Linked DNA regions of Homo sapiens: regions 2 and 3 are each linked to region 1. Evidence: chromatin loops called from intact Hi-C (ENCODE). Cell type or tissue: natural killer cell. All regions are shown on one strand. Region 1 overlaps CARD11 (caspase recruitment domain family member 11). Region 2 overlaps LOC105375130 (a long non-coding RNA gene). Region 3 overlaps CARD11 (caspase recruitment domain family member 11).

The links. Peaks named below come from ENCODE experiments on the same cell type or tissue, not always from the same donor. Only the 100,000 strongest peaks of a DNase experiment are listed, where the experiment ranks them.
Region 2: a loop joins it to region 1, with 2.9 times the contacts of the local background. A loop is called at or near these places in 2 of 110 quality-filtered maps.
Region 3: a loop joins it to region 1, with 5 times the contacts of the local background. A loop is called at or near these places in 4 of 110 quality-filtered maps.

What each region holds. Positions count from the first base shown.
Region 1 is chr7:2,979,890-2,987,889 of GRCh38, reverse strand. The region is part of intron 1 of CARD11 (caspase recruitment domain family member 11); the gene reads left to right. Among named protein-coding and RNA genes, the nearest start is that of CARD11-AS1, 40 kb to the right of the region's middle. RefSeq lists enhancers at 6,962-7,691, 7,607-7,696, 7,692-8,000. In natural killer cell, no CTCF peak of the experiment used is centred here; DNase peaks (open chromatin) are centred at 4,879 and 6,989; H3K4me3 peaks cover 985 bases; H3K27ac peaks cover 5,880 bases.
Region 2 is chr7:3,103,308-3,111,307 of GRCh38, reverse strand. The region is part of intron 1 of LOC105375130 (a long non-coding RNA gene); the gene reads left to right. Among named protein-coding and RNA genes, the nearest start is that of CARD11, 63 kb to the right of the region's middle. In natural killer cell, no CTCF peak of the experiment used is centred here; DNase peaks (open chromatin) are centred at 4,647 and 7,547; H3K27ac peaks cover 5,529 bases.
Region 3 is chr7:2,900,161-2,908,160 of GRCh38, reverse strand. It overlaps CARD11 (caspase recruitment domain family member 11), which reads left to right. Exons shown (of 25, transcript NM_032415.7): 25 at 1,319-2,019. The coding sequence ends at 1,523. Among named protein-coding and RNA genes, the nearest start is that of CARD11-AS1, 40 kb to the left of the region's middle. RefSeq lists a silencer at 7,178-7,427. In natural killer cell, no CTCF peak of the experiment used is centred here; a DNase peak (open chromatin) is centred at 4,970; H3K27ac peaks cover 1,537 bases.

The DNA.
Region 1 (8,000 bases):
ACTCAGGAGGCTGAGGCAGGAGAATCGCTTGAACCTGGGAGGCGGAGGTTGCAGTGAGCCAAGATGGTGCCACTGCACTCCAGCCCGAGCGACAGTGTGACACTCAGTCCCAAAAAAAAAAAAGAGTATGTATTCTGCAGCTGTTAATTGTAGTGTTTTAAACATTAATTAGGTCAAGTTGGTTGATACTATTATTCAAATCTTCTATAGCCTTCATTTTTATCTATTGGCTCGAACAATTAGTGAAAAAGACTGTTGAAATCAACAACCATCATTGTAGATTTTGTCCAATTCTCCTTTCAGTTTTCTTTCTTTTGGCCTCACGTGTTTTGAAGCTTTAGAACTGGTGCATACACATTTAAGATTGTATCTTCTTGATGAATTGACTCTGTTTTCATTATGAAATGTCCCTCTTTATCCCTGGTAATACACCTCTTCCTGAAGTCTACTCTTCTGATATTAATATTGCCATTTCAGTTTTTATGAATAGCGTTTCCATCTTTTTACTGTTACCTTCTCTACATCTTTATGTTTCAAGTGTGCCTGTTATCGACGGCATAGAATTGAATCCTCTTTAATCCACCCCGATCACCTCTGCCTTTTCATTGAAGTGCTCAGTTCTTTAAAAAATAGCCAGGCATGGTGGTGGGTGCCTGTAATCCCAGCTGCTCAGGCGGCTGAGGCACGAGAATCATGTGAACCTGGGAGGCGGAGGTTGCAGTGGACCAAGGTTGGCCATGAGGTGGGATTTGTGGAGGGTCGGATTCACTAGGCACCCTGTCCCCAAAGAAGACTTCAAGTGCACTGAAAAAACTTATATGAAATATTATCTGATTTTTAAATATTTAACTTGTTTGGGGTTTTTTTAACAGATTTTTTAAAATTTTCTATCACTTTTGGGGTACTAGTGGTTTTTAGTTACATGGACGAATTCTATAGTGCTTCAAACCAAAGTCCTGAAAGACTCAGGCAGGGAGTGAACCGGCAGTCGGTGACCCACATCTCTGCGCACGGGGAGGGGTCAGGCAGGGAGTGAACCAAGAGTCGGGGACCCACGTCTCTGCGCACAGGGAGGGGTGAGTTGGAGCGGCGTTTATCAGTGTGTGTGAGCGTCACCTGGGGAGCCTGTTAAACCGCAGGCTCCGTTCCGAAGGGCTGAGGTGAGGCTCAAAATGCGGCAGGTGAAGCACCTGCTGACGCTGCGGCCGATGGGCGACACTTTGAGTGAGGAATTTGAGGCTGTGAGCAGGGGCTGTGGAGGGCAGTTGCATAGGTGAGGAGTCAGCTCTAAATCCAGTCAATGGGGAGAAGAGAGTTTGATTTACACAAACTCAGCTTACCGGTAACATTTAATCCTGGAAGCCAGCTGCACCTGTTGGTGCTGACCGTGATACCTGAGGGGTTCCGGCTCCAGCATCCCAACAACCTCAGCCATGACCCTAGGAGGGTTCCCTGCAGAGGTGCAGGGAGCAAAACCTGAGCTGTTCCTACTCGTTCAGGAGCTGGGACCCAAATACCTGCAGAATTGCAATACGCTTCTGTTTAAAAAAAAAAAATCCGGCGAGAAAAAAAATCCCTCAAAAACTCTATTACCTTCTGTCATAAACTTTTTACTAGAATATAATCCTGTGTGCCTTGACCACAGACTAAATCTAAAGTTTTACGTTGCAGGCTCTATCGGGGGGAGCACGGCTCCTTCTCACTTCTGATGAGTATTTGCATTTTGCAGGGAGGGGTCTGTGTACCAGGTCCTGTGTGCAGTGCCCATGCAGGCTGTCTGCACAGGCGTGACCTGTGTGCAGGGAAATGACACATCCCCACACGATCCACACACGCTGGGACTGCAGACCCTGTGTTCCACACACGGACACGCTTGAGTAGATATTAGCGTGATGTCGGCACCGACCAGATGGATTGGGTTTTTCCGAACATGTTTGGGAAATTAATGGTCACATTCTCACTTCAGCTTCCTGAATCATGTTTGAAATAGTCCGTGTCTCCTCCGTAGGACTTCAGATAGTAGTGAGTTCTGGATTGGGGATTTAACTCATAAACTCATGCAAGATGATGATTATAAAGTCTCCCATTTATGGAGCTCCTCCTGTATGCCAGGCATGTTCTTTAGACATTTGTTGAATCATCCCTAAAATCCTGCAAACTATGGGCATTATTATTCCTGCATTATAGGAGGAGAAAATGAAGCCAGGAGTAGTGGGAGGAATAGGGTGGTCCTGGGTTTCATGTGTTCTGTGGAGTATGAAGGAGGAACTATAGGGTTCCTCTGATCTTTTTGGGTTGTGGGCAGAAGGTATCTGGAAGTCACTACCAGGAAGGCTGGCTGGTGGCGAGAAGGACTCCGCACCATCCAGTCCGTTGTAAGGCAGAATGGACTATGCTGTGTGCCCCCAGCTCACGCACAGCATTGAGCAGAGGCCCTGGGCACTTTCTGAGCTCCGGTGGCCTTCCCTTAAGCTCCTATGCCGAGCTGTGTATTATTCCCAGTGCCTCCCTTTTGCTGTGGACAATGTTCCATCAGAGGGTTTTATTATTATTATTATTAAAGACAGGGTCTCGCTCTGTCACCCAGGCTGGAGTGCAGTGACACGATTATGGCTCACCGCTTCTTGAACTCCTGGGCTCAAGTGATCCTCCCACCTTAGCCTCCCGAGTAGCTGGGACCACAGGGGCACACCACCATGCCTGGCTAATGTTATAAAATCTTTTGTAGAGAGGTCTGACTATCCCAGGCTGGTCTCGAACTCTCGGGCTCAAGTGATCCTCCTACCTCAGCCTCCCAAATTGCTGAGACTACAGGTGTCAGCTACCGGGCCCAGCCTACCAGAGGGTTTTAAAGAGAAGACAGAAGCTGGGTCTCTGATCTGCAGCACAGTGTATTAGTCAGAGACATGGAAACAGTAGGATACATAGAGACATATATAAAAGGGGATTTAATTATGGGAATTGGATTACATGACTATGGAGGCCAAGAAGCCCCATGACATGCTCTATGCAAGCTGGAGAATCACAGAAGCCACGGCCGGGCGTGGTGGCTCCCACCTATAGTTCCAACACTTCCAGAGGCCAAGGCAGGAGGATCACTTGAGCCTAGGAATTCAAGACCAGCCTGAGCAACATAGGGAGTCCCCATCTCTAAAAAAAATTTAAAAACTTAGCCAAGCATGGTGATGCACACCTGTAGTCCCAGCTACTCGGGAGGCTGAGGCAGATGAATAACTTGAGTCCAGGAGTTCAAGGCTGCAGTGGGCCATGATCATGACACTGCACTCCAGCCTTGGCAACAGAGCAAGACCCTGTCTCAGAAAAGAAGAAAGGAAGGAAGGGAGGGAGGGAAGGGAGGGAGGGAGGGAGGGAGGGAGGGAGGGAGGGAGAGAGAAAGAAAGAAGGAAAGAGAAAGAAAAACGGAGAGAGAAAAAGAAAGAAAGCTAGTATATAATTCAGTCCCAGTTTGAAGGTCCGAAAACAAGGGAGTCCATGGTGTCAGTCCCAGAGTTTGAAGGCCCAGAACCAAGAGCTCCAGTGTCAGAGGACAGGAGAAGACAGATGTCCCAGCTCAAACGAGAATTTTTCCTTCCTCTGACTGTTTGTTCTATCAGGGGCCCTGGACAGATGGGATGGCACCCAACCACGTTGGGGAGGGCGGATCTTCTTAACTCAGTCTACTGATTCAAATGCTGAGCTCCTCCACAAACATCCTCACTGACACACCCAGATGTTTTACCAGCTATCTGGACATCCCTTAGCCCAATCAGGTGGACACATAAAATTAACCAGCACATCGAGTACCCCGCTGCTGTGCCCAGAGCTTCCTGGAGACCCAAGGAAGCGACATCTGAGCCACCTCCAACTCTGCCTGAACGAGCAGTCCCTCCTTGTCCTTCCAGGCCAGAGGCTGCCCCTCTGCAGCGGGGCCCATGGGGCCCTAGAAAGGGCCCAGTGAGGGGCAGCAGGAGAGGAAGGGTTAATCAGGCAGTAGGTTCTGTTGCCTGCAGGTGTTCACGTTCCCTCCGCCTCTCCAGGCTGGCTTCCACGGTGACTTCATTAGCAGCAGGCTGCTAATTAAATTTCATATTTATGATCAGAAAAGAAAATCATTGGACCTTTTTGAAATAGGATTTTATGAGTTTTGGCTCCGGCAGCTGAATCAGCAGTCAAGGGCCTGCCTGTTTGGAACTACAGCTTCAAGGCGGAGATAAAGAAAACAAATAGTGCCAGGGAGGAGGTGGGATCCTGAGTGCTTGCACAGGCCTAGGCCTGAACTGCTTTGGGGGCCTCAGAAGGACAGACCTGGCTCCACTGGAGGAGCAGCATCAGGAAAGAAGCCTCCTGGCCAGGTGCGGTGGCTCACGCCTGTTATCCCAGCACTTTGGGAGGCCGAGACGGGTGGATCACCTGAGGTTGGGAGTTCGAGACCAGCCTGGCCAACATGGTGAAACCCCGTCTCTACTAAAAATACAAAAATTAGCTGAGCGTGGTGGTGCACGCCTGTCATCTCAGCTACTCAGGAGGCTGAGGTGGGAGAAATTGCTTGAACCCAAGAGGCAGAGGTTGCAGTGAGCCGAGATTGTACCACTGCACTCTAGCCTGGACAACACAGTAAGATTCCGTCTCAAAAAAAAAAAAAGGGAAAGAGGGCTGCCTCCCAGCCCCCTTGTTGAAGCTCAGGAGTCCAGGCTGGGGCTCAAACCCCAAAGCCCCTAAGTCCACATCAGGTCGGCCCCATTTCCAGGGTCACCAGGCTCCTCTGGGGCTGACTTATTGGCAGAACCACCTGTTTTGTATTTTATGTTTCTTGTCATACTAGAAAAATCACTCCTCACCCACAAGCTTAGGCTCCCACCTCCCTGGGCGTGCGTGCCGGAAGCTCTCAGATGCCACTTCCTTTATGTGTGTGACTTAGTTACTGCTGCCTCCTCCAAGGAGTCCCTCTCCTCTGTGGCCTCAGGTGACCCCCTCTTTTCCGTGCTGCTCATGGGGGGACTCAGCTTCTTCTGCCCCATGGCGCTGGTGATCCTTGGCGTGCTCCCTGGAGCAGCCCAGTAGGAACCTTTTCACCCTCTCCCGGGGAAATGGGAATCAAGCCTGAATTCCACCAGCCATGTTTTGGTCTCTCCGATGGGGTGTGTTTAAGAATCCAATTGGAAGGGACTTTTACCTCCAGGGGGTCTGGCCCCACCTTTGAAGGTGTTGACATCTTTTCCCCCTGAAATTGCCAGTCCCATATTGAATCAGCTTCCTTCTGACTCTTTTTGGTGGGTTTCAGGCCTCCCGATATCATCATCACTGTCTCTCCCGCCTAAGCCGGGAAGGATGAGGTCAACGTCCACTCCGCTCCTATGCAAGTGAACACTAGTTTCTCAGCCGTTGCTTCCTTTCCCTGTGCAACAGCACCCAAATCTACTATCGTAGCCGGCTTCCTCCCTATTTCCCAGCCTACATCGATCACAAGAATACTTGCTGTTCCCCTTCGTTTCTTCCAAAAACTTGAGGTGTAATCAGTGAGCTTCCCAGCCTTCCCAGAAAGTGCTAGCGCTGGAATGATCAGAGAGCGGAGGTGTGAGGAGATCATGGTCAGTCCCTGCTGCTCCCCCAATTCTCCATGGCGGCCCTGGCTGGGGGCACCGTGTCTTCCTCCCCCAGACAGTCCTACTCCAGGGCGTTTACTCAAAAGAAATGACAGCACGTCCACATGAAGATCTGTACAGGAAGGTCCCAGGCAAACAGGAAACAACCCACATGTCCAGCGAAAGATACACAAGTCAGGAAAATGTGGGACATTTTCGATGGAATACTGCCCAGTGACAAACAGGAATGCGTGACTGACACCAGCCTCACACGCTGCGTGAAAGCAGCCAGACCCTAAAGAAGATGGATGCCCTAGCTCAAAATGGCAAATTCTTCCCTCCTCCGACTTTCTGTTCTATCAGGGGTCCTCGGCAGATTGGATGGCACCCTTCCACAATGAGGAGGACGGGTCTTATTGACCCAGTCCTCTGATTCCAATGCTGAGAAACAACCTCAACAACACACCCAGAAATGTTTTACCAGCTATCTGGGCATCCCTTAGCCCAGTCAAGTTGACACAGAAAATTAACCATTGCATGGAGTACACAGCTGCGGTGCCCAGAGCTTCCTGGAGACCCAAGGAGGGGACGTCTGAGTAGAACAACACATTATTCTACTCTCCTAAGGTTCAAGCAAAGGCAAAGCTGATGGAAATCACAGGAGCGGTTGCCTTTGGGGGCCACAGGGGGATGGAAAGGGCCCTGGAGAACTTCTTAGTGGGGGTCACCATGCTCTGTATCACGACTGAGATCTTGGTTGCGTGGGCATCTTCCTAACTCATCGAACTGTGTACTGAAGACCCATGCAGCTCACTGATTACACCTCAACTTTTTGGAAGAAAAGAAGGGAAACAGCGAGTATTCTTGTGATTGGTATAGGCTGGGAAATAGGGAGGAAGCCTGCTAAGATAGTAGACTTGGGTGCTGTTGCACACAGGGCCAGGGCCAGGAAGCAATGGCCGAGAAACTGGTGTTTGCTTGTATAGGAGCGGAGGGGACGTTGACAGCTTTGGGGAAGGAATTGATCGCCTGCATCCACAGGTCGCTGGGGTGGGCGGTGTTCATGCATTGCCTCCATTCATTCCCACAACTCTGGTTGCCCTCCATTCTCTGGTAAAGACACGATGTTCCAGCCATGATGTTCCAGTCCAAAGTACTTTGGGCTCCACACCCACTAACAAACTTCAAAGAGACAGAGGGGAAAAGGGTATGCATCATGGGATGCACGCTCATAGAAGAGTGTTCCCTGGAATGTCCAAGGCCCCGCACTTCTGCTGGCCAGTCTTCCTCCTCTGTGGAATTCAGAGGCAGAGGAGGCCAGAGAGGTCCCCTGGGTGAGGTCTGGCGTGGCCCGGGGCCCAGCGGTGAGAGCAGAGCAGAGGTGCGAACAGTGACTGACGACGCCGGGTTCCTGCCCTTGCCTCCCTGCCCCACCGCCCTCCTGGCCCTGATGACAGACGCACCCTGTTCCCTGCAGTTTCTGCCTGCCCTGCACGGCCTGGGTCCCTTTCTGCTCTCCGAGCCTCCCCACTCCCATGAATGGAAAGTCACCCACAGATTCTGCTCGGAACAAAAAAAAAAAAAGAGGGAAGTAAGGCAGCCCACCCCCAGTCCCCACTTCTGCCCCCGCTAAAAATAGAGGCAGCATCTGAGTGGGGCGTCGGTGTAGGCTTCCGGGGGAGGTGGCTGCTCTCCCACAGCCTTGGTGTTTTCTGGGGAATCAACAGGAGGAGAGAGAATTTGAGAGGAACACGAGGAACCCCCAGGACCCAGCTGGCTCACAACCGCGTGAGTACGTTTCCCAACTGGCCGGTCCCGTGACTGAGGCCCGCGGGTGCAGCGCTGGTGAAGCCCTGTCCCTGGGGGGCTGCCATGGGACCCCCTCTCCCCAGCACCTGGCCCCCTTGTCCTGTCCGTGCCCATGTGTTTTCATGGCTTCATGCACACCTCTTTGCATCTCCTAATTTCCTAAACCAGATGTGGAGTCTCAGCAGCAGGTGCTGGGGCGACTGTCTCATGCCGTGGCTTGGATTGCACAGAGCTCCATGGATCCAGCCCGTAGACGCTCTCCATACATGCCCGGTGACCCACACAGGCCAGGATGCTCCCGTTGTCATGTGGCACTGGGTCTTATTTTCTTCTGACTGGGACAGTGCCAGGGGCCGGGGAGTGGGGCTCAGTGCGCAGAGTGTGTCTCAAGGCCTGAGTTGCCCGTGGCCCCCAGCTGGGTGGAGAGGAAGTGTGTACAGGGTCTGTTTCCAAAACGTGGGGCCTTGCAGCCTGGCCCTCCCCAGGTCTGGGAAGGGTTCGTGTTCCCCACCCCTCAACCCCGCAAGCACCTTCCAGACGGTTCCTCTGGGATCTCTTGAGATTGCAAATGCTAAGAAATGAGGCTGTGGCTCGCTGGTGTCCACCGGG
Region 2 (8,000 bases), 120 kb before region 1:
GCATGCACCACAATGCCTGGTTAATTTTTGTATTTTTTTTGTAGAGATGAGGTTTTACTATGTTGCCCAGGCTGGTCTTGAAGTCCTAGGTTCATGTGATCTGCTCCCTCAGCCTCCCGAAGTGCTGGGATTACAGGCATGAGCCATCGTGCCCAGTCTCAGTATAGTTTTTAAGAACCATCCACATCATTACTCATATCAGTAGTTTTATTGCTGCATAGTATTCCACTGCATAAACATACCACGATGGACCCAGATGCATGGTATCCATCTGGGCTCTTTTCACTCTGGGGTTCTTCTGAACAAGGCTGCTATCCATATCCTAGTGCATGTCATTTTATGAACGTACGTTTTCATTTCTCTTGTCTAAACACCAAAGGGGAATTGCCGAGTCATAGGGTAGGTACGTGTTGCTCTTTGTAATCAGCAGCACTCCAGAGAGACGGTGCCATTCCATGTTCCAAACAGCAGCATGGAGCCGTCCATGTTCCCCACATCTTTGTCAGCATTTGGGACTGTCGATCTTTTAAAATTTAGCCACTGTGTCTACCATGGTGATCACGTTCATTTCCTTGATGACTCAAGACATTGGGAATCTTTCTTTTTTTTTTTTTTTTTTTTTTTGAGACAGAGTCTAGCTCTTTCACCAGGCTGGAGTGCAATGGCATGATCTTGGCTCACTTTAAGCTCTGCCTCCCAGGTTCAAGCGATTCTCCTGCCTCAGCCTCCCGAGTAGCTGGGATTACAGGCACCCACCACCACGCCTGGCTAATTTTTGTATTTTTAGTAGAGATGAGGTTTCACCGTGTTAGGATGGTCTCACTCTCCTGACCTCATGATCCACCCACCTTGGCCTCCCAAAGTGCTGGGACTACAGGTGTGAGCCACCATGCCCGGCTGGGAATCTTTTATGTATTCATTGGCCATTCTTAGATCTTCTGTGAGGGGGCCTGATCAAATCTTCTGTTCATTTTTTAGGAGTTGTTCTCTTCAGGGTTAATTTGTAGGAGTTCTCTACATATTCTGCACAAGTCCTTTGTCAGATACATGTGCTGCCAATATTCTTTCCATTCTGTGGCTTATTTTAATTTTTTTGAAACAGGTTCTCACTCTGTCCCCTAGGCTGGAGTGTAGTGGTGTGATCACAGCTCACTGTAGCTGCAACCACCTGAGCTCAAGCGATCCTCCCACCGCAACCTTTGGAGTAGCTGGGACTACAGGCATGTGCCACCACACGCAGCTAATTTTTGTATTTTTTGTAGAGATGGGGTCTCACTCTGTTGCACAGGCTGGTCTCAAACTCCTGAGCTCAAGCGATCGTCTACCTCAGCCTTCAAAGTAGCTGGGACTACAGGCATGTGCCACCATCCCCAGATAATTTTTTTATTTTTTGTAGAGATGGGGTTTCACTATGTTGCCCGGGCTGGTCTTGAACTCCTGAGCACAGGCCATCCTCCAGCCTTGGCCTCCCAAAGTTCTGGGATGACAGCCTCTGTGGCTTATCTTCATGATGTCTTTTGAGAAGCATTTTCAAATGCCTGAGTAACAGAGCAAGATCTTATCTCTTTAAAAAATTGCAATTCTCTATTCCCAACGGCCCACTGTTCATCTCTGGTGCCAACATTCCCCTGCAGACAGGGATGGAAGCCAGCACTCCTATTGCAAGTCCTCTCATCCAACGGAATGGGCTCAACAGCAGTGTGGGTTGTGGTGTATTTTTCAGTCAATTCAGTACCGTAGCTACCAGCTTCAACCTTTACAACCTGTTGTCTCACGAAGTGATCTCCTGCCACTCTCTAACCTCATGAAAATGAAATGGGAGCCCCGCAAAAGCAAATAGTTTGAATCTGTTTATAGCTGGTCAAACATGTTTTACTCAAAGACTGGAGTTCAAAAAGTCATTTCTCCTAACAACCAAACAGAAATATTTGCCCATCATTTAAACGTTCTGTAGCTCTCGGGGGTCCGCCTTACCTTAAATTGCTTGTTATGCAAAGTGTTCCAAGATGAAATTTGGCTTCAGTGTTTGGGGACGGGCTTTCGATGGATTTATTAACTGACTCTTTGTGTCTCACCTCCCTGGTATTTCAGGCTCTATCTTCTCCTTGTTATCTTTTATGCGGGGCCAGGACTGGTGGTGATTTTCCCTTTGTGAATCTTGTTTTCAATAGAAACCTCACAGACACACAGAAAACTCCTCAGGTATGTGTGTAGGCAGTGGTATCCCGCCAGCCTCCTGCCTCCCGGCTCTGCAGAGATTGTAATCGTGGAATTACAATAACACTCTGCATCCTCATCACACATTTCATCTGAGATTGCCAAAGGTTTCACTAACTAGTATATGATCTCTTTCATTTTACAAGTGGAGAAATCAAGGCTGGAAGACACTGTTGAGATGTCATGTCAGGGAACGCCTCCTGCCTCCCTGGGCTGGCTCCAGACACAGCCGTCTCTCTGCTCAGATGGATGCAAAGACACCCAGAATTTGTTGTTTTCATATAACGCGTGTCAGGTGTTGCTCTCAGCGCCTTTCACGCATTAACAAAGTTCATCCTTGGCCAGGCGCAGTGGCTTTTGCCTGTAATCCCAGCACTTTGGGAGGCCGAGACGGGCGGATCACCTGAGATCAGGAGTTCAAGACCAGTCTGGCCAACATGGTGAAACCCGGACTCTACTAAAAATACAAAAATAAGCCAGGCATGGTGGCACATGCCTGTAATCCCAGCTATTCAGGAGGTTGAGGCAGGAGAATCGCTTGAACCTGGGAGACGGAGGTTGCAGTGAGCAGAGATCACACCACTGCCCTCCAGCCCTGGTGACAGAGCAAGACTCTGCCTCAAAGAAAAAAAAAATTCATCCTCAATTCAGTTACATCCCTGTGTACAGTGGATAAAATGAGTCACAGGAAGGCTAAGAACATAGCCCAAGGACACAAAGCTATAAGTGCCCAACAGATTCTCCTTGCCTGCTGCCTAGACAGAGCCAACTTATCCAGACAGGGGAATTGCAATAGAGAAAGAGTAATTCACACAGAGCCAGCTGTGTGGGAGACCAGAGTTTTATTATTAAATCAGTCTCCCCAAGAATTCAGGGATCGGAGTTTCTAAGGATAATTTGGTGGGTAGGGGGCCGGTGAATAAGGAGTTCTGACTGGTCAGGAAGGAGATTAAATCATAGGGAGTTGAAGCTGTCTTCCTGCACTGAGTCAGTTCCTGGGTGGGGCCCACAAGACCAGATGAGCCAGTCTATCGATCTGGGTGGTGCCAGCTGATCCATCAAGTGCAGGGTTTGCAAAGTATCTCAAGCGCTGGTCTTGGGTTTTACAATAGTGACGTTATCCCCAAAAACAATTTGGGGAGGCTTAGAATCTTGCAGCCTCCGCCTGTGTGACTCCTAAACCCTTATTTCTAATCTTGTGGCTAATTTGTTAGTCCTACAAAGGCCCTCTCATCCCCAGGCAGGAAGGGGGTTTGTTTTGGGAAAGGGCTGTTATCATCTTTGTTTCAAACTATAAACTAAGTTCCTCCCAAAGGTAGTCCGACCTATGCCCAAGAATGCACACAGACAACTTGGAGGCCACCAGGCAAAGGAAAGTAAATGAGTAGCTTTTTACTGACTATGACAAAGTCACAAGTACACCAAGCCCTAAAAGCCCTCAAGATCACAGAGTGATGGCTGCAGCCCCAGTCACTGGGTTCTCATTCTAAGCAGAAAAGGGAGGGACAGAGGGTGCAAGCCACACTGTTCCCTCTTCACAGGAAAGAGTGTGAGTGTTAGACCAGCTATGTGACTGGTCATTTGTAACCAAAGGACGTCAGAATGAAATGCAGTGGGGGAAGATGGCCATAAAAGCCGGCTGCGTGTTTATTCCATTTTAAAATAAGTACGCGATTTCACACGTGCGACCTAAATCTGTATGCAGAGCAGAATCAACCCCACAAGCAAAAGAGAAAAAAAAAATTGTCTGGACTTCCTCTTGTCTTAGAATGCATCCTCTAAGGATTTTTCTGTAAGGCCAAGTAAAATTACAAGGTTGGTTTTTTTTTTGCAGTGAAGTCACAGAATTACGGTAGCCTAAAGGGCACACGAAAGGCCAGTGATCATTGCCTCCAATTAACATTTGTTAATACCAGGGGAAGAAATGCCGCAGAGGAAGCTTCCAACGGCAGGCGATTTCTCCACCTCAACCCAGTCCAAGTGCACAGAGAAGTAAGGATTCCAGGGACCCTGGCGACCTTGGGAACAGGTGCCAGAATGAGACTGAGAAACCCTGACCCAACCCTTCCTCCTGGAGATTCCTCATCCATGAAATTGTCAGGCTGGAAATGTCTCTGAGACTCTGTGTCTAACCACCTAGAAAACCTTCAGTGTCCTTTGATAGCATTTGATAGAATTTGATAGCATTCAACAAATACGTGAAAACCTCCAATGTACCAGCCTCAGGGTGAGGGCATGTGATGGTGAACACAACAGACCCTGTCCCTAATCTCACAGAGCTTGTGGTCTGGTGGGGAGATGGCTTCTGAGAATACAAGTGTAGCATACATGAGAAACGTGGAACTGATCAACAAGAATCCTGGCTACAGAGGCTCAAACCAAAAGGGGGTTATTTTTCTCACCTAACCAGAAAGGTCGAGTCATAGCTCCCTGTGTTGAATCAGCCACTTGGTAACTTTGAAACCCACATTTCCCTCAAGATCACAGAGTGATGGCTGCAGCTCCAGCCACTGTGCCACTGTGTTCTCATTCTAAGCAGAAAAGGGAGGGACAGAGGGTACAAGCTGCACTGTTCCCTCTTCACAGGAAAGAAAGCATTTTCTCAGAGACTTCCACTGTGTCCCAGGGCCACCCCAGCTGCAAGACAGGTTGGGAGAGCCAGTATTTAGCTAGGCACATGGCCACCTCAAACAAAACCTTTTAGCAAGGGAGAGGGAATGTGGGGAATGGGTATTTCATAGCCAGCTGTTACAGTTATCTACTGGTATGTAAGAAACCACCCCCAAACATAAGGATATAAAATAATTGTATATGCTCAGAGACTGTGTGGGCCAGAAATTTGGACAGAGCACAGCAGGGATGGCTTGTCTCTCTCCCTGAAGTATGGGGGTTCAGCTGGGGAGGTGATTTGAGGTGGCTTAAATGCCTAGGGTTGGAATCATTGAGAGGTTTCTCTCCTCATGTCTGGCCCCTGGGCTGGAAAGTCTTGAAGACTGACCCCTCCATGTGGCTTGGGCTTCCTCACAATATGGTGGCTGAGAGCCCAGCAGGGGTACTGAGATGGGTGTCCTGAGAGTGTGCATTCCAAGAAATCAGGTGGGCACTGCATGGCCTCTGTTGATCTAGGCTTGGAGTCACATGGCATCACTTCCATCATATTCTATTGCTTACAAGTCCTTAAGACCCAGCCAAGTTAAAAGGGAAAAGAATTAGACTCTACATCTTGATGGGGGAGTGGTCAAGTGAGTGTTATTTTCGGGAGGCTGAGCATGAGAATCACTTGAGCCTAGGAATCGTAGTTTGCAGTGAGCCAAGATCCTGCCACTGCACTCCAGCCTGAGTGACAGAGTAAGACTCCATTTCAAAAGAGAAACAAAAAGTGGCTGGGTGTGGTGGCTCACACCTGTAATCCTAGTACTTTGGGAGGCTGAGTTGGGCAGATTGCTTGAGCTCAGGAGTTTGAGACCAGTCTGGGCAACATGGCAAAACCCTGTCTCTACTAAAAAAAAAAAAAAACCTGGACGTGGTGGCACACACCTGTAATCCCAGCTGCTCAGGAGGCTGAGACACGAGAATCGCTTGAACCTGGGATGCAGACGTTGCAGTGAGCTGAGATCATGCCACTGCACTCCAGCCTGGGCAACAGGGTGAGACTCTCTCAAAAAACAAAACAAACAGATGTGCCAGGTCAGGAGGGCAGGGAAGGGCATGGCCACTGGAGAAATGGAGGCTCCGGTGGCCAGAGTGGGAAGGTCGGGTGGAGTGGGCAGGAAAATGTGGCTTGGGGTGGGCAGAAGCCAGGCCACACAGACCCCTGGGGCCAGAGAAGGGGCTTGGGCTTCATCCCGGGAGCAGCAGGAGATCAGGGCGGGGCTTCCTGCAGGGGAGCAAAGGGATGGATGTTCATGTTAGGAGGCCCATGGGCTGCAGTGGGAGGAGCGGAGGGCGGACACATGAAGGCAGGTAGATAGGGAGGAGGCTGCCACAGGAATTGAAAAGGCATTGGTGTGGGGTGGGGAGAAGCAGACCAGGATGGGGATGAAATTTTAAGGTGAGGTCTCAGGACTTGCTAATTCCCTGAATTGCACTTGCAGAGGGAGAGGAGACAGGAAGGAAAGATGAACCCTGAGTTTGAGCCTGAGCACCTGGGGGCTGATGCATTGGACAGGCCCTTCACAAGAGGCTGGCATGGAGTGGCCTGTTAATAATGGAAGAGACATCTTTCTAAAGTCTTTGTAAAACGCAAATCCAACCAAGTCCTCCCCTGCTTTGAAGCCTCCGTGAGTCCCCTTTGCCCTGCTGAGAAAGGCTGCTCAATTTCCCTAGCCTGACCCATCAAAGCATCCTCCTGATTCCCTGGGATTCCTTCTTCCCACTCCTCCAACCCTATGGAATGACTCCAGAGCACCCAGCAATTCCTCTCTTTCTCAAATCTACATCTTTGCCGGGCCGCTACCCTGGTCTTCTCCTTGCCACTTTTCAGGACTCAGTAGAAAGGTCACTTCCTCTAGTGCCAGGGTCTCTGTTCCATCTCACCACTTCTTATGGGGCTTTTATCTTCGCTTGGACCTGTGAGTTCCCAGAGGCCAGCTTTGTGTCTCCTGCTCACTGCTGTACAGCTAAGTCCTGGGATGGGGTAGCCACTCCGCAAGGCTTTGAAACATCCAATCAACACAGTAAATCCTGGAGATGGGGAAGACACAGGGGTACTAGAGGAGAAGGGTGAGGGATTGGGGTCAGGGTGTGGAGACACCTAATGTAACAAAGTCGTTCGGCTTCTGCAGGAGGCCATTAGCTCTGCACAGCTCCTAGTCTGCTTTCAGTTCCAAAAACTCAAAAGTTGCAGGTTCTTCAGATGACGCTGGGTGATGTTAGGTTTCTGGATGCACCAATCTGACTGGGCTCGACTTGGAAGTTAAGAGTACATAATGTTCCCATTTCTATGAACAGCTCAGAAGGAATCCAAAAAGCAGAAGTCAAAAACAGGGATTGGGAAGTAAGCACCCATACTTGGTAGAAACAGAACTCAAGCTGTTCACTTTTACCATCCCTTTAAAAGCAACAAGAAAATCCTTAGGGAAAAAGATACACATGGTGCCTTCAGCGGCTTCTTCCAGCAATGGGACAGAAAGGCCATGTGGGCACACGGGCTTTGGAGTCAGACTTGCTGGCTATAATTTTCCACTTTAGGCCTCAACGTCCTCATCTGTCAAATGGGAGCAGTGTTGGCTCGGGATGAAATGAGGTGTGTGCTCAGAGCCTGGGGTGACGCACCTGCCTTGACGCGTTTGAATGCAACATGAGCTGCCCTTATTGTGTGGTTCTCACAGTCTCCAGTGACATCAGAGCAACCACAGTGACAACAGTTTCATTTTTCTGTGCACCCACCAGTACCCTGCCATGGGACAATAGTGCGTGAGTAAATGCAGCCAGTTTACAGGCATGCTGGCTCATGCCTGTAATCCCAGCACTTTGGGAGGCCGAGGTGGGAAGATCATTTCAACCCAGGAGTTCAAGACCTGCCAGAGCAACAGAGTGAGACCCCTGTCTCTACAAAAAAAAAAAAAAAAAAAAAAAAATCTCTGCATGTGATAATGCCTGCCTGTGGTCCCAGCTACTCGGGAGGCTGAGGCAGGAGAATCACTTGAGCCCAGGAGATGGAGGCTACAAGGAGATGAGTTCATGCCACTGCACTCCATCCTGGGCAAGAGAGCAAAACCTCATCTCAAAAAAAAAAAAAAAAAAAAAAAAAAAACTAAATTCGCAAAAATAAATAAATAAAT
Region 3 (8,000 bases), 80 kb after region 1:
GAAACAAAGAAACAATAATACATTTAATGCATGAGAAATACTAGCATGGTACATACCCCCTTCCCTGATCTGTCCTGCCTGGGAATGTGTTTATGGTGCAGTGTGTATCACAACAAAAATACTGTATGGAGTATTTTTTTTTTTTTGAGACGGAGTCTCACTCTGTCACCCAGGCTGAAGTGCAGTGGCACGATCTCGGCTCACTGCAGCCTCCACCTCCCAGGTTCAAGAGATTCTCCTACCTCAGCCTCCCGAGTAGCTGGGATTACAGGTGCCCACCACCATGCCTGGCTAATTTGTGTATTTTTACTAGAGATTGGGTTTCACCATGTTGGCCAGCTGGTCTCGAACTCCTGACTTCAAGTGATCCTCCTGCCTCGGCCTCCCAGAGTGCTGGGATTACAGGCCTGAGCCACCGCACCCGGCCCATAGAGTGGAGTATTATTCAGCCTTGAAAAGGAAGGAGATTCTCACACCCACTCCAACATGGATGAACCTTGAGGGTGTCATTCTCAGTTAAATAAGCCAGTTACAAAAACACACATGCTGTATGTGATTCCGCTTCTGTGAGGTCTCTAGAGCAGTCAGATTCCTAGAGACAGCAAGTAGAAGGGTGGTTCTCAGGGGCTGCCGGAGGGAAGATGGGGAGTGAGTATTTAATGGGCCCAGAGTTGCAGTTTGGGAAGTTGAGAAAGTTCTGGAGATTGGTTGCACAGCGGTGTGAATATACCTCATGCTACTGAATTACTCACTTAAAGAATAGGTAACATGGTTGATTTTATTTTATGCGTACCTTAGCACAATTAAAAATAAAAAGGATGTGGCCGGGAGCGGTGGCTCACGCCCATAATCCCAGCACCTTGGGAGGCCAAGGCAGGCAGGTCATTTGAGGTCGAGAGTTCAAGACCAGCCTGGCCAACAGGGTGAAACCCCATCTCTACTAAAAATATAAAAATTAGCCAGGCATGATAGCATATGCCTGTAGTCCCAGCTACTCAGGAGGCTGAGGCAGGAGAATCACTTGAACCCGGGAGGTGGAGGTTGCAGTGAGCCAAGAAAGTGCCACTGCACTCAAGCCTGGGCAACAGAGCAAGACTCCATCTCAATCAATCAATCAATCAATAAGGATGTATTTGGAATTTCCGATGAACAGCATGAAGGGGCACGGTCCCTAGCGTTAAGAGGCACGGACGCTATAGGGAGAAGCAAGGCAGGGAAGGGGTGGGGACCACGGCAGTCAGGGGTGGCCGGACAGGTGGTGCCACACCAGCGCCACGGCCTTGCAGCCTCCCCACAGCCCCTGCGTGTCTCCTCCCAGAAAGCTGCTGCCCCGACCTGAGACGGAGGAGGAGTTCCTGCGCGTGTGCCGGCTGAAGGAGAAGGAGCTGGAGGCCCTGCCGTGCCTGTACGCCACGGTGGAACCTGACATGTGGGGCAGCGTAGAGGAGCTGCTCCGCGTTGTCAAGGACAAGATCGGCGAGGAGCAGCGCAAGACCATCTGGGTGGACGAGGACCAGCTGTGAGGCGGGCGCCCTGGGCAGAGAGACTCTGTGGCGCGGGGCATCCTATGAGGCAGGCACCCTGGGCAGAGAGATGCAGTGGGTGCGGGGGGATCCTGTGGCCCACAGAGCTGCCCCAGCAGACGCTCCGCCCCACCCGGTGATGGAGCCCCGGGGGGACAGTCGTGCCTGGGGAGGAGCAGGGTACAGCCCATTCCCCCAGCCCTGGCTGACCTGGCCTAGCAGTTTGGCCCTGCTGGCCTTAGCAGGGAGACAGGGGAGCAAAGAACGCCAAGCCGGAGGCCCGAGGCCAGCCGGCCTCTCGAGAGCCAGAGCAGCAGTTGAATGTAATGCTGGGGACAGGCATGCTGCCGCCAGTAGGGCGGGGACCCGGACAGCCAGGTGACTACCAGTCCTGGGGACACACTCACCATAAACACATCCCCAGGCAGGACAGATCGGGGAAGGGGTGTGTACCAGGCTATGATTTCTCTTGCATTAAAATGTATTATTATTTCTTTGTTTCGACCCTTTGTTTGTGAACAGCTTGCCAGGCCTTGAGCCCTTGCCGCCTTCCTAACCTGAAAACCATGCCCAGTGAGCTTAGCTGGAGACTCAGGCCCCATGTTCCTGGGTAGGGTGAAGGTGGGGTGACCACACACCCCAGGGTCCCAGGACAGGCCTGATTTACCCCTGGGCTTAGGGTAATACTTGCTAATCGCACCCTATGGACTCAAATGCATCCTGATTTGGAAGATCAATAAATTATCTTGTCACCCTGAGAAGGGCCCATCCTCTCACTGACCCTGGGGAGCCCTTGCAGTCTGTGTCTGGCCTGCCCCGTAACTCCAGCCCTGAGGCCAGGCCCCCGTCACTCAGCTCTTCTCTGCACATAACTGCCCCTGCCCCACATTCAATGTCCCTAAAGGGCAGCCCCGCTTCCTCCTGCAGGTCAGGAGCAAGCACGTGAGGTACAGCCCTCTGGGGGGTTCATACCCCACTTCCCAGGAGCTTGAGGGGTGCAGGAAAGCCACGCCCGCTCCCCAGCAGGTAGCAAAAGTCCTAGGAGTTCTAGAACCATTCTTCTCCTTCACCCCCTTGACGCAAATTTGCCGAGTGTGGACCTGACAGGCACAGCCAAACCAGGCCAGGTTGCACCCTCACGGGGCACCACACTGCATGTGCAGGAAGCTACTGGGTGGCAGGCTCGGATTCAAACCCGGGTCTGTCTGAATGTGGGAACTGTGGGAGCAACTGCTCACTAACAACCTAATACCCAGATTCCCCTTCCTTCCTAAGAGAATCCTGACTCATCCTGGGAATCTACATGCACAGCTCAAAGACCATATATCCCAGCCTCCCTTGCAATTAGGGAAATGTAAGGGGAAGTTTGGGGGAGAGACAAATGGCGCTTCCTCCAGTTTTCTGCTGCGGATGCAGACGCAATGGCTGGAGCACCAGCAGTGTTCTTGCATCTTGAGGTGACTGTGAGGGTGGAAACCCCACTTGGAGGATGGCAGATCAGAAAGAAAGAAGGAGCCACAGTCACTGATGATACTTGGGGGCCCAGGACTGCTGCTTGGGTTTCTTTTACATGAGACAGAAAGAAATTTGTGTCTTGTGTTAAATGACTGTTATTTCAGTTCTCTGTTACTTGCAGCCAAGAGCAATTCCTAACAAATACAGGAGAAAACTTTATTCTTTATAGTTTCAAATACCATGGGCATGGGTTAATCCTCTGCTGGGTTTTTACCGCTTAGACAAGGTATGAATTATTAATAAAAGCACTCTATTAATAAAGATCTCTTCCAAAAAAAGAAAATACTGTGTGGCCTGTAGCATTTTCTGGCATTTTGACCTACAGAAGACAAATTAGCAGCAGAAATCTCCAGGAGGTGGGAGTGAATGCATGGGGGTCCTAGGAGGATGCCTTGTTCTTGCCTCCTCCCTCACAATCCATCTCTGCACCACCAGCTCCGGGTCTGCCAGGGAGTGTGACACCTTGAAAAACAGTGTCTCCCTCCAAGAGCCCATGAGCAATGCTGCTTTTTCCAAGACAGCCCCCAGAAACAAGCTAGACGTGCTGGGTGTAGAGAGGCCGTGACTCCTAGGTGCAGCTGCCGTTATTTAGGGCCAAATAAACCACCACACGAGGCCATGCTAGGGCCGGAAGGCCTGCAGCTTCCATCTTGTGAAAGCCTTAAGTTAAAATGTAAACCTCCCCCAAGCCGAGGGCTTCGTGTTTCGGCCTGGAAGCTGTGCTTCCTCGTAAAGCGCTCCGTGCTGAGTGGACAGACGTGACCGGGAAGGAGTCTCGGACAAAAAGCCAGCTGAGTGATTTATATCATTTGTTTGACTTCAGAACTCTCGGGTGGCTGAGCAGAATAAGCAAACAGGTGGCTTGCATGTCATTTGGGAGGACAAGTGGGGTGGAGATAAGCTGTGCGTAGGGAAAGATATCTGAAAAGAATCTGTGGTGGGGTTTCTTTTCCCCCTTGCCTTGCCCGAGTGATTTTAACCAGGATCGAGAGTGCAGGGCTGTGGGGTGGATAATTGCTAATAAGCGGGTGAGAGGAGGCAGGGGCCGAGGGCTGGAATGAGGTTCCCTCTTCCCTTCCCTTCTCTGATGAAATGGTGAAGGCAGCAGGGGAGTGGGGTTGGCACCCCGGGGACGGGTCCACATGAGGATTTCCAAGGAGACCTCCAGCATCATCGGCTTCAGCCCCCAGGTCCTGCCTGTTCAGCTGCCAGCAACCCCTGTGTCTGCCTGGTGAGCCGAGTGGGGTCTGGGAGGCCGGGGAGGGAGGCACGGAGCTCTTTGCACCGTCTGCCTGCAAGTCCAAGTATTGCACAAGGGCCTGCAAGCTGAGTTTTGACTGCAGAGCCAGCCCAGGGCTCAGGGAAGCTCCCCGTACAGCAAAGCCTGGAGCCCGAGGCTCTGGATGCCTGTGCCAAGCCGACAATGCCACAACGATGCTTGGTTCACACCATGGGCACCAGCCACGCAGCCCAGAGCCACTGTGAGAGGCGAGCACTGGAAATTGTGTCGTATGTGTAGACACACACTTTTCTGGGGAGAAAGTCCAGCCTTTCTCAGATTCCCAAAGGGTGTTGCAATCCCAAAAAGATAAAGAACTATTGCTCTGGGATTTGGCAAATATGAGCAAATGTTTTTTGAGCTCCTCCTCTGTGCTGAGCACCTTGTAAATGTTATTTTACTTATCCCCAAACTCTTCTCCATGTTATACAGGTGAAAATTGAGGCTCAGAGAGGTTAAGTGACTTGACCAAGGTCACACAGCTGGTAAGCTGGAACTTCACCCAGGTCTGCTGATTTGCAACTGTAAGCTCGGGGCTGGATTTTCCATTTCTGAGGTGCTGTTTGGGGTCCCAGGGCCTTTGGTCGTGTGTCCCCTCTGCTCTTCTAGGGACCAAGGAAGTGGTTGGTGTCCCAGGCAGTGGCTGGCTGGGGGCTGGGTGGCTGGGTGACATAATGACCACACTGAGAGGATGTGAATTTCCTCTCTTGTTTGTGGTTTTTTGTTTGGTTGCATTTGTTTTTGCTTTTGTTTTGTTTTTGGTTTTCGTTTTTGTTTTTTTTTTTTCTTTTTTTGAGACAGAGTCTCACTCTGTCACCCAGGCTGGAGTGCAGTGGCACGATCTTGGCTCACTGCAACCTCCACCTCCCAGGTTCAAATGATTCTTGTGCCTCAGCCTCCTGAGTAGCTGGGACTACTGGTGTGCACCACCACCACTCCCGGCTAATTTTTGTATTTTTAATAGAGACAGGGTTTCACCATGTTGGCCAGGCTGGTATCGAACTCCTGACCTCAGTTGATCTGCCTGCCTCGGCCTCCCAAAGTGCTGGGATCACTTGAGGTCAGGAGTTCCAGACCAGCCTGGGCAACGTAGTGAGACCTTGTTTCTACAAAGAATATTTAAAAATTAGCTGAGCATGGTGATTCATGCCTGTAGTCCCAGCTACTGTGCTGGGATTACAGGATTTCCTCTCTTGGAAGAGTCGGTCTGCTCACCCGCTGGTAGTGTCGGCCCGCTGGCCCTGGGCTTCTACCTAACCAGGTCACAATTCTGAGAAACGCTGGTTTTCTCACCCAACCCAGGAAGGGGGCTGCTTTGGGGAGGGGGTGAATGCAGGAGTGAGATGTCTTTGAGCCCTGGCATCATGCCACCATGCTGTTCTCAAAAGCCATCACAGGCTGGGTGTGGGGGTTCACACCTGGAATCCCAGCAGTTTGGAAGGCCAAGGTAGGCATATCTCTTAAGCTAGCATCCAGGCTGGAGTGCAGTGGTATGAATATGGCCCACTTACAGCCTCAACCTTCTGGGCTCAATCCTCCAGCCTCATCCTCCCTAGTAGCTGGGACTACAGGCATGCATCACCATGCTCAGCTAATTTTTAAACATTCTTTGTAGAGACGAGGTCTCACTACATTGCCCAGGCTGGCCTGGAACTCCTGACCTCAAGAGATGGTCCCATCTCGGACTCCCAAAGTGCTGGGATTCCAGGAGTGAGCCACCGCACGGCCTCTCGCATTCCTTTTGACAGCCATGTGGTGCTCTGCCGGTGCTGGCCTGTCCTTCCGTCACCAGTCCTTGTTGGTAGACAGCCGTCATTTCCAGGGAATCACTGTTGAGCATCATTTTGAACAGTTCTTCTCTGCAAGATAGTCCCCCAAGAGGGGCCATGCACTGATTTCCTTGGAGGGAGCCCCACGGCCCTCCCCGGAGGGTGCACGCACACAGACGGGGCTTCGTGATGGCCACAGCAGGCTGGCGGCGCTGGCCTGGGACGTTTCCATTTCGGCCTGTCCAACCATAGGGGCAGGGGTCAGTGTGGATGGTGGACTCACCTGTCTCGGTTACACCCTAAGCTCTGGGAACCTGGTCCCAGGGCCGCTGTTCTTTACTGCAGAGTAGTGCATGTGGTTTGTGAACCACGGTGGTTCTTCCCCGGGAGAGTCTGGGGAGACGCTTGGTGCTGGGACCCCACCACCTCTACAAGATACAGACTGATCCCCACCCCCCCATCCTGTGAGGGACACTAATCCAGTCCACACAGGCCTAAAACCCACTCACCTTGTTACTCCCAAACCTGCCCCTCTCCTCCCCAGCCCACCCTTAACTCAGTCACTCAGCCAGAAACCCAGGTAACACGGGCACTGTCTCTCCCCTCTCCTCTCCTCTCCATCTGTACAGGCAACTGTACACACACATTCACAGCGGCACTGTTCACAACAGCCAGAAGGTGGAAGCCAGCCAAGTGTCCATCAAGTGGTGAATGGATACGCAAAATATAGTCCATCCACACAATGGAATATTGCTCAGCCATGAAAAGGAATGAGGCTGGGCATGGTGGCTTATGCCTGTAAGCCCAACACTTTGGGAAGCCAAGATGGGAGATGGCTTGAGCCCAGGCATTCGAGACCAGCCTGGGTAACATAACAAGACCCCATCTTTACTAAAAATAAGAAACAGGGCCGGACACGGTGGCTCATGCCTGTAATCCCAGCACTTTGGGAGGCCGAGGTGGGTGGATCACAAGGTCAGGAGATCGAGACCATCCTGGCCAACACGGTGAAACCCCATCTCTACTAAAAATACAAAAAATTAGCTGGGCGTGGTGGCGGGCGCCTGTAGTCCCAGCTACTCTGGAGGCTGAGGCAGGAGAATGGCGTGAACCCAGGAGGCGGAGCTTGCAGTGCGTCGAGATTGCGCCACTGCACTCCAGCCTGGGCGACAGAGTGAGACTCCATCTCAAACAAACAAACAAACAAAAAAAAAAAAAACAGGCTGTGCATGGTGGCTCATGCGTGTAATCCCAGCACTTACTTTGGGAGGCTGAGGCAAGCAGACCACCTGAGGTCAGGAGTTTGAAACCAACCTGGCCAATATGGTGAAACCCTGTCTCCACTAAAAATACAAAAATTAGCTCGGTGTGATGGCATGTGCCTGTAATCCTAGCTACTCAGGAGGCTGAGGCAGGAGAATGGCTTGAACCTAGGAGGCGGAGGTTGCAGTGAGCCGAGATCGTGCCATTGCTCTCCAGCCTGGGTGATAGAACAAGACTCCGTCTCAAAAAAAATAAAAATAATAAAAAACAAAAAAAATCTAGCTGGGTTTGGGGATGCACACCTATAGTTCCAGCTACCTGGGATGCTGAGGCAGGAGGATCGCTTGAGCCCGGGAGCTCGAGGCTGCAGTGAGCTTTAATTGTGTCACTGCACTCCAGCCTGAGCAACCGAGTAAGACCCTGTCTCAAAAAAAAAAAAAAGGGGGGGAACGAAATGCTGATACGCATGGCAACCTAGATGAACCTTGAAAACACTATGCTCAGTGAAACAAGCCAGCCACAAAAAGACAAATATTGTAGGATTTCATTTATATGAAATGTCCAGAATAGGCAAATCCCTAGAGGCAAAAAAAAAAAAAGATTAGCAGTTACCAGGCGTCAGGGAGAGAGGAATGGGAGTGACTGCTTCAT